Regions from separate parts of the Homo sapiens genome. Here region 1 is linked to region 2. Evidence: chromatin loops called from intact Hi-C (ENCODE). Cell type or tissue: endothelial cell of umbilical vein. All regions are shown on one strand.

Region 1 (8,000 bases), 670 kb after region 2:
CCCCATTTTAGAGATGCACAAATGGAGGATGTGAGAGGTTTAATGACTTTCCAAATGGTACACAGGTAAGAATTAGCAGAACCAAGATTCAAATCCAGGATGGCCTGTGTCTAAATCCTGTGTACTTAACAATGCTTTGTGCTTAGAACGGTTACCCGAATACCATAGATAAGTGATTCCCAAATGTTAATCCTGCCCTTAAAAATTTTTGCTTATGTGAATCACCCCGATCACTTTCTGTTGAGCAGCCTCATCCCAATATTCCAGGTATGAGAAGTCACTAAGGGAGAGACAGAAGTCCCCTTTTACCCTCTCCCTGAATTTCTCACTGTCTGTGTTCCTGATCTACACCCCCATCTCAGGGTTTTCAGGCCCTGGAGGAAAAAAGTGGAGGAAGTTTGTGTGCCCCACACAGTTCTTAGAACAAAACCTGAATATTTAATATAAAATGACATTGAATTGGCTTCCAAGTTTTATGTGAAATTTGACTTTTGATTTAAACACCAACAAAAAAGAGGTAAGACAACATCGTGATAAGAAAACAAAGTTGTGCACCAAGACAGACATCAAGCTCTACCACAAGGTTCATTGACAAACATAGAGCCTAGAACACAATTTCACACATATGTAACAGAGAACAAAATTTTATGTTGTAATTTTCTGAATTAGAATTTTTAAAGTAGGCCTTTTAAAATATCAGTTCTTTCAAGGTATAATTTACATATACTAAAATTCACAAATTTTAATTTAAACTTTCAGAATATTGATAACCAGTCATGTAACCACCACTGCAATCAAGATGTAGAATATTTCTTTCACACTAAAAAGTTCTGTCTGCTTTTGCCCCTTTGCAATTAATACCCTCTCCTTATCCTTGAGCCAAGGCAACCACCGATCAACTTTCTGTCACTATAGTTTTATCTTTTATAGAATTTCATATAAATGGGATAATATAGTATGTATTGTTTTGTCTAAGTCTTCTTAGACTCCGAATAATGCTTTTGAAATTCACCTGTGTTGTTGCATGTATCAGTAGTTCATTCCTTTTTATTGCTAAGTAGTATTCCATTGCAGGGACATACCACAGTTTGTTTATTCATTTACCTATTGGTGGACATTAAATACTTTTCCGTTTAGGGCTACTATGAAAAAGCTGCTATGACCATTCACATATATACCTTTGCAGGAATGTATGTTTTCATTCCTCTTGAGTAAATACTCAGCAGTATAATTGCAAGGTCATATGGTAAGTCTATATTTAACTGTATGAGAAACTGTCAAACTGTTTTACAAAGTGGCTGTAACATTTTACATACTCACTAGCAAGATATGAGAGTTCCAGTTGCTCCACAGCAATGTCAGAACTTGGTATTGTCAATATTTTAATTTTAACCATTCTATTGGATGTGTAGTGGAATCTTACTGTAGTTTGAATTGGAAATTCCCTGATAACCAGTGACAGTGAATATGTACTTTTTGCATTCATATGTCTTCATTGTGAAGTGTTTTTTTAAAAACTCTTTCTGTCATTTTTTGATTGGGTTATGTTATTATTATTAAGCAATGAGATTTTTATGTATTTTGTATACAAATCCTTTATCAAATATATATTCTGAAAATATTTTCTTTCACTATATGGCTTCCCTTTTTATTTTCTTAACAATGTTCTTTGGAGAGCAAATTTTGAATTCTAAAGTCCAATTTATAATTTCTTATTTTTTGGTTCATGCATTTTATGTCCTAAATAGTTTTTTACAAACAAAAGGTTACAAAGATTTTCTCTTTTATTTTCTTTTAGAAGTTTTATAGTTTTATCTCTTACACTTACCTCTATAATGCATTGACAGTTGACTGGCTTTTATATATATGATATAAGGTTTTTAAGTTCATATTTTCCATATAAATATCTAGTTATTTTAGTCCCATTTGTTGAAAATATTATATCCATTGAATTATTTTGGCACTTTTATTAAAAATCAGTTGACTATTTTTGTGTCCATTTATTTCTGAACTCCCTATTCTGTTACATTGACCTATACATCTATATCACTGGGAGAGCAATTTCTGTGACAGTTAGTTCTTTATGGGAGGAAGCCAATGCCCTAGCCTCTTTACGGTGTTGTTATTTTTGTACAAATTTACTTTTAATAACTTAGTGTAGTTTTCCCAACTATCCTACTGTGAGAAAAATGATCGTTTAGATATGTCACTAAAGGTACAATCCTTGAAAGAAGGAATTAATAACTTATACTCCATTGAAATGAAAAATTTCTGCTCTGCAAAATACACTGTCAAGAGGTTGAAAAGGCAAGGCATAGACTGGAAGAAAATATTTGCAAAAGACATATCTGATAAAGGACTGTTATCTAAAATATTTTTTAAAAATTCTTAAAACTCAACAATTAAACAAAAAAGCCCCAATTTAGAAAATGGGCAAAAGGCCATAACAGATACCTCACTAAAGAAGAAATACAGATGGAAAATAAACATAAGAAAAGATGCTCCACATCATAAATCATCAGGGAAATGCAAATTAAAACAATAATGAGACACTGCTACACATCTATTAGAATGACCAAAGTATAGTACGCTGACAACACCAAATGCTGGCAAAGATATGGAACAACAGGAACTCTCATTCATTGCTGGTGGGGATGCAAAATGGTACAGCCACTTTGGAAGACAGTTTAGTGGTTTCTTACAAAACTAGACATACTCTTATCATACAGTCCAGCAATCACATTCCTTGGTATCTATTCAAAAGAGTTGAAAACTTATGTCTACACAAAAGTCTACACATGGATGTTTAAAACAGCTTTATTCATAACTGACAAATCTTGAAATGGAAAAAGATGCCCTTCAATATGTGAATGGATAAATAAGCTGTGGTACATCTGTACAATGGACTATTATTTAGAGCTAAAAAGAAATGCACTATCAAGTCACAAAAAATGCATACATGAAACTTAAATGCATTTAGTAATCTAAGTGAAAAAAAACCAACCTGGAAAGGGTGCATACTGTATGATTTCACCTATATGACATTTTGGAAAAGGCAAAACTGTGGAGATAGTAAAAAGATCAATGGTCATCAGGAGTTGGATTGGAGGAAGGGATGAATAAGTGGAATATAGAGAATTTTTAGGGCAGTTAAAATACTCTGTATGATACTATAATGGTAGATATATGTCACTATAAGTTTACCTAAATTCGCAGAATGTACCAAACCAAGAGTGAACTCTAGTGTAAACTATGCACTATGGGTAACAATGGTATATCATTGTAAGTTCATTGATTATAACAAATGTACCATTCTGACTGGGAATGTTATTAATGGGTGTGTCTATGCAAATGTGGGGGAAGGAGGCATATGGGAATTCTCTTTACTTTCCTCTCAATTTTGTTGTGAACCTGAAACTTCTCTAAAAAAATTAAATTCAAAAAATTTTTGATTCTCAGATTGTGTTCTTCATCTTTTTTGTTAAAAAGTACTATCTTTATGAAACAATTGTGATAGTATATGTAGATGGTTTTTAATACCTTTATCTGGTTAAAAAAAACCTGGAAACTATATCAATTCCTTAATATTTTGCTTGTTTATTTTATTGGGCCATGAAATGAAAAAATGTTTTGTTCCACTGTATTAGATCACAGTCTCACCCACATGGAGACTTAAGAAGGGAATAAAAGGAAATTGGTAGTGTCTACATGTTTGATCAGGATGGCAGTATAAGGTCTTAGTTCTACCCTCTAACTATATAGAAATGATATTAGAGTAGTTAATATAAACATGCCTCTGCCAACTAGCAATGTTGTAGATAGGCTATTTGTATCAGTTCAGGTTCTTGGAGAAGCACACACCACGATGGAGTTAAGAGTGCCAAGAGATTTGGGAGTGGTAAGATCATGAATGATAAGGGGAGTGCCAAGAGGAGCAGCCAAGAAAAGCCTTTAGTCTGTTCTGATCTCCCCAGATGAACATGGGAAGGGAAGGAGTAATCGGTAGGAAGAGGCCCAGGTTGTGCTAGAGCTCTGAAAGGCCTAGTCAGCCTAGTGGGGAGCTCCAATGCAAACACTGCCCACAGAGGAGTTCTGCACTGGGTAGAAATGACCAGGTCCTGTTACATGCTCAGTTATTGGCCAGGACTTCTCAGGAAGAGGGTGCACTAATACCCTGAGGCTGCAGGTGTGGTAGTCCTGAGAAAGAACTAGTCCAGATCATAGAAATGCATCCCAATGAGGCCATCTTCCTATTTCTCAGGGTATGTTCTAGTTTTCTAAAATGAGCACAAGTTTGGTGCTGGAATAACAATTGTTACTACCAGTTCCCCAGCTGATGTTTTAAATTTGAGTTATTGTACCACTGTGTTCCAATTTTCTTACCCATAAAATGAACATTACAATAACGTCCTCCTAGGCCAAATATAAATTGAAATAATATGAGAGAGTCGGGTAGATATAAAAGAAAAACAGATTCTGCCTCTTTATTAAGCCAAGATATTTTACGGAAAATCTATGTCTTCATCAATTAGCATGGTTTCACCCCTCCCCGCTCCATTCCAATTTCCAAATGGTTATAGAGATATCAGTGTTTTTCCAAAGTAAAAAAGAACTACCACCTTCAAGTTATCAGAAACATTCATGAAGAGTCTTTTCCTTTTTTTCATTTATTTGGACCCGTGATTAAGTTAAATTCTTACATTACACTGTGAAGAATTACTTGGGTTGCTTGTAGCCACACTGTTGCAGCATCCCTGGACTTCCTGTTTATTATTAGTTTTCAATTAAAAATTTACATCATAAATCACTCACTTCCTTAGCATTTATGGCTTGCTTCCCTTCAAGTAAAAAACATTTTAATCAGCTTTTCTGAAAGGTCATGCTTCATTGTTTGTTCAGACCCGATGTTCTAAATTTAAAAGTCCTAGCAGACAGTTCTGTAGGAGAGAAACAGAAAACACTAAAATAGTAACTCACAATAGAGAACAACCCTGATGAAATCCAAAAACAACCCAAATTATGATTTTGTTAGAAAGAACTTTCATCAGAGGGAGTAAAATTATTGAGATAAGCAAAAACACAATCTGCATGCCACTGCTATAAACAGTAGTTGGAACAAGTAGCAGGGTGACTTGGACTAAAATTTAGCTCCAACCCAGAACCAGGTTAGATTCCTCTACAGCGGTCTCACCAAGATTTGTGGTTAGGAGAATTGTAAAAATTTCATGATATGTCTGGCTGGAGGAATGACTAGAACAATGGAGACACATGTAGACAAGAGAGCACATCAAAAATGTACACATCGGGATGAATATTTCTGGGGAAATGCCACAATATGCCTTTACTGATCTATAAGGGTAGACTCACTAGGAAAGTAGGTGGGTGCCTAGGCTTTACCTGCTTTCATTGCATTGTTGCATTCTCTTGCCTATCTAAAGGCTTCCATTTCTCTAGGAGATATAACCGAGGATAAGGATGGGAAGGTGGTTGCATCCTAAACTATTCCTTCCATCAGCATTGTTCCCAGAAATATAGGCAAGGGATTATATATATATATATATATATATGTTAGAAACAATAGAAAGTTGGTCAAGGCTCAAGTGTTTATTTAGCACTGTTTAAAAACTGGGGTAATTCAAAGAAGAAAACTTAGCCTTTGCCCTTAAAGAGTTATCCTCTCACAAAAGAGATGAAGAAAAAATACATTTGAAAGAAGACTAAACAAAATAAGATTATAGGAATTTTGTTCTAAAGCATTGCTTTGTTAATCACATTCCATTTCATTTAATTCTCACAGCTTGCCTTCCATATACACTTCTCTAGAGGTTGAAATTCTCTTCATCCCTTTTGCTGCTTAAGAAGTTGCTATTTAAAGAGAAAGGACCACACTTCACATTTGCTTTTACCTTAATGAACTGTGTCCAACTTTTACATTTTTTTTACATTATATGTTTAAAGTGGTTAAGACTAATAAAAAGAAAGAGATTAATAGAGATGAGGTAGTAAAAAAAAAAAGTTGAGGTAAAAAAAATCTTGATCTTAGAAGCCTAGGATTTAGCACATACAAGGCCCTTAATATATATGTTACAAATGAATGAAAGAATGGTTTGAAGGTAAGTATTCCAGGAGTGGAAAGCAGTATCATCAGAGAGAGGCATTGGAATGGCATATTGATGGATCTGAGAGAGATTAGGCAAACTAGAGCTGAAGTTGGGTAGCAAAGAAATAACAGGAAGTAAGAATCAGCAGGATGGACAAAATTATGGGTCTGGAAAATTCAGAACAGAAGCTTAGATTTGATATTTGAGAAAATGGGAATCTTTGATGGTTTGGAGACCAGTGATCTGTGGAATAAGAGTGTCTGAGGAAGAAGAATAACTTTGGCATGTAGGATGACTTAGGCAGGAGGGGGATGCCTCACCTAGTCAGCTATGAGCCCATGCCAGCCATCCCGGTGTGAAGTGATGACTGAGGGGCTGGGGAGTGATGTGGAAGGGATGGGATGTTGATAAGGGGCATTTCAAAAGAAGACTCAGCAGGATTTAATAAACACTTTTCGGTAGATCAAAATCTGTAGGCTTACTGAGGTCGCAGCAGAAGAGATAAGAAAATGACTAACAGTTGTAGAAGTAGCAGAAGACAGAAGGTCTAGAAAATAGAAACCAGGCCTAGGAGTCAGCAACCCATGACCTTGCCCAATGCACTTGTTAATTCATTCCTTAAAACCAGGAGGTAGCCTCGCCATTATGGAACCTTGCTAGGCTCTTGCATTCTGCCATTGAGTAAGAGATCTAAGATCGAAGGAGAAAAGACACCCCAGCCCTGTCAATAGCAGCCTTTCTGAAATTTCCTGGATCCTGCCACTTCACAAGGCAAGCTTCTCCTGGCCTCGTCAAACCCTCCCCACCTAGTCCTGCTTCCTCTGAGGCTAAAGACACACTAAGACAAGCACCCAGACATGCCCTCACATACTAGACAATTTTGGTCCATGAAGAACATTAGGTTACAACAGGTCTCAGTTTTTTATTTCAGTATTTAAAACACTCAATGTGATGTGTAGGAAGAGTAAATTCACCTGACTAAAGAAATATACCTCAGAATACATGCAAAAGAAGATACAATATAACTAAAGGCGGAAAGTAGAACTACAAAAGCACCATCTAGCATGCATTTTCTTGACATGTTCTCTTTGTGAGAATCTCTCTTAGGTGTGGATATTGTATTTGCTATGAATTCTGCCATCTGAGGGTCCCATTAATACTCCAAGTATTTCTTTGTCTGTTCAGGAGGAAAGAAGGACTTCTGGGAAGAGATAAATTGTGCTATTCCTATCCAACATATAGTGGAAATTATGTAATCGAGCAGCATGTGTGATAAAACTCACGATAAAATGTTATCCACATGGATAAAACTAAAACACAGAACGAGCAAGTTGCAAAAGAATACATATATACAGCAAGATTCTATTTACATTGTCTAAAAACTGTAAAGGACACTATTTTTATTTGTTTGTTTGTTTAGAGATGCCTTAATGTATGACAAAACTTAAAGACTTGCCTCTGGAAGGCAAAGGAAGGATGGGGGTATGTGTTAGAAGGAAATACAATGGGGATGTGCATAGGGTTTTCCACCATATTGCATTGATTGATCTCATTAGCTGGATACTGTGTACTTGGGTGTTCATTACATAATTCCTATGCCTTTCTGTAGCTTTAAAATATTTAACAATATATTTTAGTTAAGTCTTCATTTCTTTCCTGAGAAGAAGGGAAAAGCCTGCCCTGGCAGTGAGCTTTTTTTCAACATAGAAGTAGACTCACTTTCCCTCCTCCTCAGTGTAGAAGACACCCACATCCACAGTAGGAAGAAAAAAAAAGACAGGATCCCCTGCATAAATTGTTCAGCTATTAAAGGGACAAATAGTTTTTATTCAAACTTCAGTAGTAAGCTTGGAGAAGTCCATGTATGTTTTATTTTTATTGCACACAAGTTCCATTCCA
Region 2 (8,000 bases):
AATGAAGTATGTGTTCTTTTTGTCTAATAAGTGCTGTCACTTTTTATTAGATATTATGTATCTGTGGACCAACTCTATTGAGTCCTGGTCTATATTTTTGCTTATTGACTTGCATCTGGGCTTGCTTACATGTCTGTTTCAACAGGTTGTTAATATAAAGGCTGTTGCATTTGCTTGTTGAGGGGATGGCATCTGATTTGGTTGGTTTAGCTAGGTAAATCTGGTGTTACGGTGTTAGTGGCTAAGGTTCTAGTTAGCCCTGCCTAGAAACAAAAACATGTTTCAATTGCATCAAAATTGAAATTTGTGAAAGAAATGACCATATTTATTTCACAAAATATGGTCATTATTCTGGGGGAATGAAGGGATGGTGTGGGTGACTCTGGAAAATTCATTGATTAAACCCAGCAAAGCCCAGGGTAGATACTGCTGTTGGAAATCAGTTGGTGAGATAACTGACAATAGCTGGAATCATGCATCTTATAGAATTAAGAGTTTTGCATTATTCTTTTCATAATGATCAGACGCTTGTCAAGTGTTTCCCCATAGTCATATTCAGCATGACATTTCAATATGGTCTTCTCACATTGAAATTAATTTCATCTTAATTTAGCCGTTTGCTGGTGTGCTTCTGGCCTGTAATTGAAGACAACACTCCACACAAAGTTATGGGGTTGTGTGGTGATATTAGTTGGGCAAAGCAAGTGGCTGCTTTCTAAGGTTATCCTGTGTAATGCCTTTTTCCAGTTCAAGAGCATATCTTGTTTTAAACAACTTTTTGAAAGGCAGCCAAAGAAAAGGTTGGCTCTGATATGCCCTTACCCGTCCTGTTTATGGGATACAGTGTTCCATTTCTTGGAAGAAGATGATAAAGTGAAGTTGGATTTCGGAGGTGCACGGGAATATGTGTTCGTGTGTTTAAATTCTATGTGTAAGAGGAAAGCCCAAAGGAAAAGAATAAAATAGAAAAACATTACAATAGGAAGATGGATTACTATGTTATACTTAGTTACAGGTACCAAAGTAGGAGTGAAGTTCTAATCTTTTTTAGTGAAAAGAGTACATTAGGAACACCTAATGGTGATGAATTGGCATTACTTTGGATGGATTGAAGTTGGGGCAAGAACATGAGAAATGGCATGGATTTGGAGGAATTTTATTTTCTTTCCTGTTCACTCTTATCAAACATAAAGGCAAACAAAATTTTCTTGAAGGCCAGAATTGTTTTTGTGATTCAGCTGATCTCACATGTTAACTTTGGGACACTCACCTAGAAAAACGGGAAGCTTAACTCCCTGACAAAACTAGGAATTCCCTGAAATAACTAGAAACTTCCCAGAAAGTGGTACACTCAGCCTTGTGTGGAAAACAAACAAACAAACAAAAAATTCCACAGGCTGCGGAAACCTATTTGTTAAACAGCGAAGGGAAGTGCCGTTGGCCAGACAGTCTAAACACAGGAATGTCAGGCAGGAGATCAGATCTACAATCGGAAGGGGAGAAGAGGCTGATAAGGCCTCCAAGAAAGCAGGTCAGTCACCAAAAGTGGTTTCAGAGGTAAAGTGAGGAGGGCCAGGATGTTTGTGATACAATCACATTGTGCTGCTAAATTCTGGCACACACTGCAGGAGCTGATGAGCTGATGCTAAGAGGCACTATTTAAATAATGCAGTTTGTGCAAATGTGGAACCCCCCCAAATTGTGCTTACATATGACATGAAATACGTTACATTTAATGTGAAACAATCTTACTGGGAAGTAGTCTTCCTCCTTCTCAACAGGGCATCTTCTGTAGTCAGTGCCATTGAGCAACATGTTAGTTGTATAACTAGGGTTAGAGATGATGTGTGTGTGTGTGTTTTTTGTTTTTTGTTTTTTTTTTTTTTGAGACAGGGTCTCACTCTGTGACCCAGGCTGGAGTGCAATGGTGTGATCATGGCTCACTGCAGCCTTGACCTCCTGGGCTCAAGTAATCCTCCCACCTCAGCCTCCCAAGTAGCTGGGAGCACAGGCACCACCACATCTGACTAATTTTTAAAATTTTCTGTAGAGACAGGGTTTTACCATGTTCTCGAACTCCTGGGCTCAAAAGATCCACCCACCTTGGCCTTCCAAAGTGCTGGGATTACAGGCGTGAGCCACTGCACTAGGCCGACAATCTGTGTTTTGAACTCTGGATCTGCGAGGCTCATTTCCATATATTAACAGGGAGATCATTTTTGTGCAATGAGGATTTTATATGGCGTTACTTACTTTTCCTCCAAATGTAGACTTACTTCAATTAGGCTCAAGACAAGACACTTTCATGCTTCTCTTTCTATTTTTGGTTTCTTGGAAGTATAACCTTTCTGGAGAAGATGGCAACTTTGAACATTTTCTGTGCATTTGTGAGTTTCTAAGATTTCAATTTATGGTACCAATTCCTACCCTGAAACACTGGAACTTGTGGTCATAATGATAAGCAGTGAAAACAGAGTTTAAAAATGTACCCCAGGTAACCGTGAGAGTGAGCCTCGCTGGGGATGCTGTGCAGGTAACGGTGAGAGTGAGCCTCCTTGGGGATGCTGTGCAGGTAACCGTGTGAGTGAGCCTCCTTGGGGATGCTGTGCAGGTAACTGTGTGAGTGAGCCTCGTTGGGAATACTATGCAGCTGAACATTTTTGAACTCTTGCTTCATCACTTCTGATTCTGCCCTTGGAGGACAGAGATATGCAAAAGCACATGCTGGGGATTCAAAGGAAGCTAAACTGTATTCCAAGGTGTTCTGAAGCTTGTTTTCAGCCAGTGTAAGCGTGGTGTTCTTGACAGGGGGGTAGTGTTCAGGTGTCCGCATGTGGAAGGCGAACATTGCTGCTAAGTGAGAATTGTCAGTAAGTGGAAATCAGAAGCGGAATACCCTTAGCCTTCCTTCTTGTTCAACATTAATCTCAGGACTACATTTATAGGCTGATTCCAGATGTGCTTGATTCCAAGGCTGAGTTTTCAGAGGTGACACGTGGTGTTTACCTCCGCATAAAAAAGGTCAAATTGTGTTATAGATCGAAGGGCAAATGTCTGACTATCCCATGGGAGTGCCTGATAGATTGTTTGGTTGCAATTTGGCCCAGAAGCTGGAGGACAGAGTGCTTACCCACTGGAGTAGGGAAAAGATGTCATTCTCCATGGCTGCGGTAGAGGTCGCAGCTTGAAAGGAAAGAGCTACTTAGAGGACGTGAAATAGGAGCTTTTAATTTGGTGTCTGCCGGGGTCATTCCCCTTGGTGCACCACTCTAAGCTGCTGGCTGACTCTTGGTGTTGTTATTCTGCAGCTACGGTATTTGGTGAGCTCTGCTTTTAGGAACACTTAATTAGTTTGACCTGCCCCACTGCTTCTTACATGAGGGGAAGCATTCCAGGGATAGAGCTTGAGACCAGTGCCTCTCCAACTTGAGAAATGCATGGACGTCTTTTAAAGGGACAACATTGTCTTTGTGCATTCTGCTATTGACTAACATCCTTTTTATTATTATACTATATATGCACATTAAGTTTAGATATACATTTCTTATGCTTACAAAACCAGTACTATTCAAAATAATAATATTCATCAAATAGAGTGGATGATATCATTTTGCTAAATCCCAAATCACTGGCTAAGACTAGAAGCACAAATCTGAGGCTGAACCCTAAGTTTAATTTGTATTAAATTAAAGGATTTAACTTCAATGATGCTAGTTCAGAAAATTTCTGTACACGCAAGTAAGTTATGAGAAAAAGATGAATAACTTCAGGGCTTTGTTTACTAGTTTAGAAATTTCAGGCTTCATATGAAAGCCAAGTTTTGCTGGAAATCAGTTTTTCCAATGTCAATCTGAATGAGGCATCAGTTAATGATGGGAAGGTGTCTTCTGCACTAGAAGGTGTGATTAGCATTGAAGTGCATTGAAATCTGCATCAAATGAATATTTTATCCAATGCTTATTAGAATTGGGTCTAGAAATTTTTTTGTTGGTTATTTCCTATTGTACTTTGCCGATAGTGATGTACAAAGGTGGGGCCACCCAACACGTTAGCTCACACTATAAGCAGAATACAGACTGTTGTAGCAAAAAGTTCTTTTGAGCACTGCATGCCTATGTTACTATGAGCCTTGCGATGACTTTATTCCTCCACCAGTGTGTTTAAATGTGAAGTACCTTGAGATTGTCACATGTGGAGCACGTGCCAAGGGAAGGCAGAAGCAGATGCCAGGCATGGCGATTCCAGACCTGGGCTCAGTTGTAAGACACTAGCAAGATGATTCAGAATCTGCTTATGTTACACATCTGAGATGGTTGTCATGGGAAAAAAATAAAAGTTCTAATGGAGCACCGTAGCCAACAGGTGGAAACAACTCACATGTTCATCAATGGATGGATAAGCAAACTGTGGTGTATACATGTGCACACACACACACACGTGAATATAATTTAGTCTTAAAAAGGAAGGCAATCCTGACAAGTTACAACATAGATGATCTTTGAAAATTTCATGCTAAGCGAAATAAGCCAGTCACAAAAAGACAAATATTGTATGATTCTACTTATAGAAGGTACCTAGGGGTAGCCAAAATCACGGAAACAGAAAGTAGGATGATAGTTTCCCAGGGCTGAGGGATAGGGTATGGGAGTTGGTGTTTATGGATAGAGTTTCATCTGGGGTAGATGAGAAAGTTCTGGAGACAGGTGGTAATGATGGTTGCAAAACAATTTGAATGTACTTAAGTGTCACTAAATTTTATTTAGAATTGGTTAGACTAGTACATTTTATGTTGTATATTTTACCACAGTAAAAAACTGTAACAGAGCAATTTCGGATTCCCAGGAATACTTCAGTCTGATAAACTGCTTTGACCTGTGGATGTCCCAGCATGGGCCAGGACGCCAGGACCAGGCCACTGTCCTTGGTGAGATGAGGAAAAAACAGACCAGTGCCCTAGCTTCTCCTAAAGCTAAGGTTTATTCTGGGTTTATGTTTACGTCGATCCTTTTCTGGAGAGTGGAGGCTTAAAATCTTCTTCCTTTTGTGAAATGAAGAGAGAAGCAGTTGATTTTTTTTTTTAAATGTATCTATTTGGCAAAATAAGTAGTTGGGAACGCCATGTTGCTACCCTCAAAATAAGCTTTTAAAGCTTATTTTAAAAAACGGATTATTGAAACCCAGAAGTATGGGAACTGCTGCTTTTTAAAACTGGCATGTGGTCCTGTTATTTCTTCCTATTTTGATGGCTACACTTACTCAAGGTGCGTTGAACAAGAGAAAAATTATAGCTTAGCATTCTAGAGCCAGATTCCACCATCTCCCTCAGCGGCCTTTGCAAAACATAAGGAACTACACAGATGTAAGCTGTTGCTAACTCTCTTTCAGTATTTATTGAACACCTATGGCAGGCTCGGGAAACAAAGATGAATAAGGTTTGGTCCCTGCCCCGGAGGAGCCCATGGCTCGGCAGGGGAGGCAGTCACATCAACAACCAACTCTAACATAATGTGATAAATTCTGTCATAAAGAGATGGACAAAGTGCTATGGGGAGCACGAAGGTGGGGATAGTAAAACCGAAACTTTATCCCAATGTTTTACAACTTTTATAGTGAAGAAATACATTGTCTAAGACTTGAAGTCAAACCCTTTTGGCTGAGATATGGGCCCATTTCCCCTCATTTTGACCTCAGATTAGAAAATGATCTTCACAGCAGGATGTGGGCAGCACTGGATTGGGAATTCAGGGTTAGGATCTGTGGCAGAAGGCACATTTGAGGAACATGGCATTTATCAAACCTTGACCATGTCAGAGGGAAGAGTTAGGGGCTCATGAGCTGGGTGAATCAGACAAGACCCAGGGTAGCCCAGATTTCAGAGGACAGAGGAAGGCAGGAGGGCTACATGCCCAGCCCCCACAAAGACCCCAAGTGGCACAAGGGCAGGAGGGCAGCTGTGGTACAGTATTAAGAACTGATTAGTCACTGAAATGAAGGGAATGACTGATAGAAAAAATAACAATAGGCATTGTTTATTGAAGGCATAGTGTGCTCTAGGCACTGTGCTGACATCCATTCTTTCATTTAATATTCACAACAATGCTGGGGGTATTAATACTTTTCTTATCCCCATTTTGTAGATGAGATAACTGAGACTTAACAAGGTTACTAACTTGCCCCAAATAACTTAAATAGAATGTGCTAGAGGTAGAGCCAGGGCTTGACCTTAGGACTGCAGGACCCCAAAACCCATCTCCTCCAATCCAACCTCTCATACCAGTTCCAGCACAATCCCAGCTTCCAGATGAGTGTCTCCACCTGGATAGTCCACCAGATCTCAAATTTAATGTGTGAAAGTGAAAATCATGTCTCTTCTGCTCACTCCAGTTAGTAACCACATTTCTCTTCTGTCAGACTTAAGACCTCAGCTTGTTCTTTTCTCTTCTCCTTTTTGCTTGCCACATCCAGAAGGTTACCTAGCTGTGTTGGCATCCAACCCAAACTTTCCATTCCCACTGCCATGGCAGCAGTTCAGCCCCATGCTGCCTCCCACCTGCTATTTTGTCCCATGGCTACTAGTCTCCACTGTCCCCGATGGATAAGGACTCTGCTGCCAGATAAAGCCTCTTTTAAAGCTCAGCTCTGATTACCTCATTCTCTGCTCAGTTGAATATAATATGAATAATAACAATGACTTTCTTCCTATGGACTCAGAATGTTTGGACTCTCTAGTTTGTCATCCAAGGTCTTTAACAGTATTCTTCAGCCTAACTTTCCAGTGTTAAATTGCATGAAGTTCCCCCCTTGTGTTCTTTTATTCTAAGCAAACTGTCCTTGAACGTGCTTTGTGACATCTGTGCCTTTATTCATGTGGTACTGATTGCTTGAAATGTGTTCTCCATCACCTCCACCGGCTGACATCCTAACAGTTTTTTAAGATCAGTTTCAAGCGCCACTTCTTCTCTGAAGACTTCCCTCCTTACCCTTGTTGGAAGCGACCTCTCTTTCCTTAGGATGCCAGTGGCACTTTGTACCATGTAAGGCAATGGTCCCGTGCTGCCCCATACCTTCATATATACTTGCCTTAACTGCCCCATTAGACTTTGACCTCCTGAAGACAGGGATCTTGTCTTACTCATATTTAGGTTCTCCATAGGCCCTCACTTGGGGAATTCAAACATGTATTCATTGAAGGCATGAATGGAGTTGGACGACAGTGATAGATGAAACAACGAAGGAGCGGAAATAAAGCTAGGTTCCAGCAGCCTCATCAAATACTCTAGATGCCCCTAGAATTCCTCCTGAAGAGATCTCCAACTTCTTCATTACTATGATTTTGTTTTAGGCTCTGCATTGCTGCTATCATGTCACATTGTCTTCTCTTTCTTCCTCAGAAAACCATTGTCTTTTTATTCTGCTTTACTTTACCAGAAATGGTCCCACCTTTTAGGATTACATCAACTCTCTTTCGTCACTCCAGAAACTCATTTACACTTATTTCAGGGATTTGAATTTTATATTATAAAAATAACCTTACAGCTTTCTGTTGTTTACATTTGGGGGATTTAAATTTGTGATTATTTGTCCTTGCCCACATTCCTTAGTTATCTTTTTACCAAGAGCAGGGCCACTGTGTTGCACAAAATTGGGGGCACTCTTCGCGTCGTAGCCTCTGCATACAGTGCTGTCTGGAGCTGAGCAGTGCTCAGCCTGCTTAACTGTATGTAGCAGCCCTGACTGTGGGCCCATGAAATTCAGGTGCACATTTGGCTGATTTCTTTTCTTTTTAAATTTTATTTTTCCATAAGTTATTGGGGCACAGGTGGTATTTAGTTACATGAATAAGTTCTTTAGCAGAAATTTGTAAGAACCTGGTGCACCCATCACCCAAGCAGCACCATCGTTTTAGTCTTTTTTTTTTTGTTTTGAGATGGAGTCTCACTCTGTTGCCCAGGCTGGAGTACAGTGGCATGGTCTCGGATCACTGCAACCTTCACCTCCTG

The links. Peaks named below come from ENCODE experiments on the same cell type or tissue, not always from the same donor. Only the 100,000 strongest peaks of a DNase experiment are listed, where the experiment ranks them.
Region 1: a loop joins it to region 2, with 4 times the contacts of the local background. A loop is called at or near these places in 6 of 110 quality-filtered maps.

What each region holds. Positions count from the first base shown.
Region 1 is chr14:53,655,695-53,663,694 of GRCh38, reverse strand. The region is part of intron 2 of LOC105370504 (a long non-coding RNA gene); the gene reads right to left. Among named protein-coding and RNA genes, the nearest start is that of LINC02331, 190 kb to the left of the region's middle. In endothelial cell of umbilical vein, no CTCF peak of the experiment used is centred here; a DNase peak (open chromatin) is centred at 4,864; H3K27ac peaks cover 570 bases.
Region 2 is chr14:54,324,493-54,332,492 of GRCh38, reverse strand. No RefSeq gene overlaps it. Among named protein-coding and RNA genes, the nearest start is that of CDKN3, 69 kb to the left of the region's middle. In endothelial cell of umbilical vein, a CTCF peak has its summit at 3,185; DNase peaks (open chromatin) are centred at 842, 1,422 and 3,202; H3K27ac peaks cover 1,840 bases.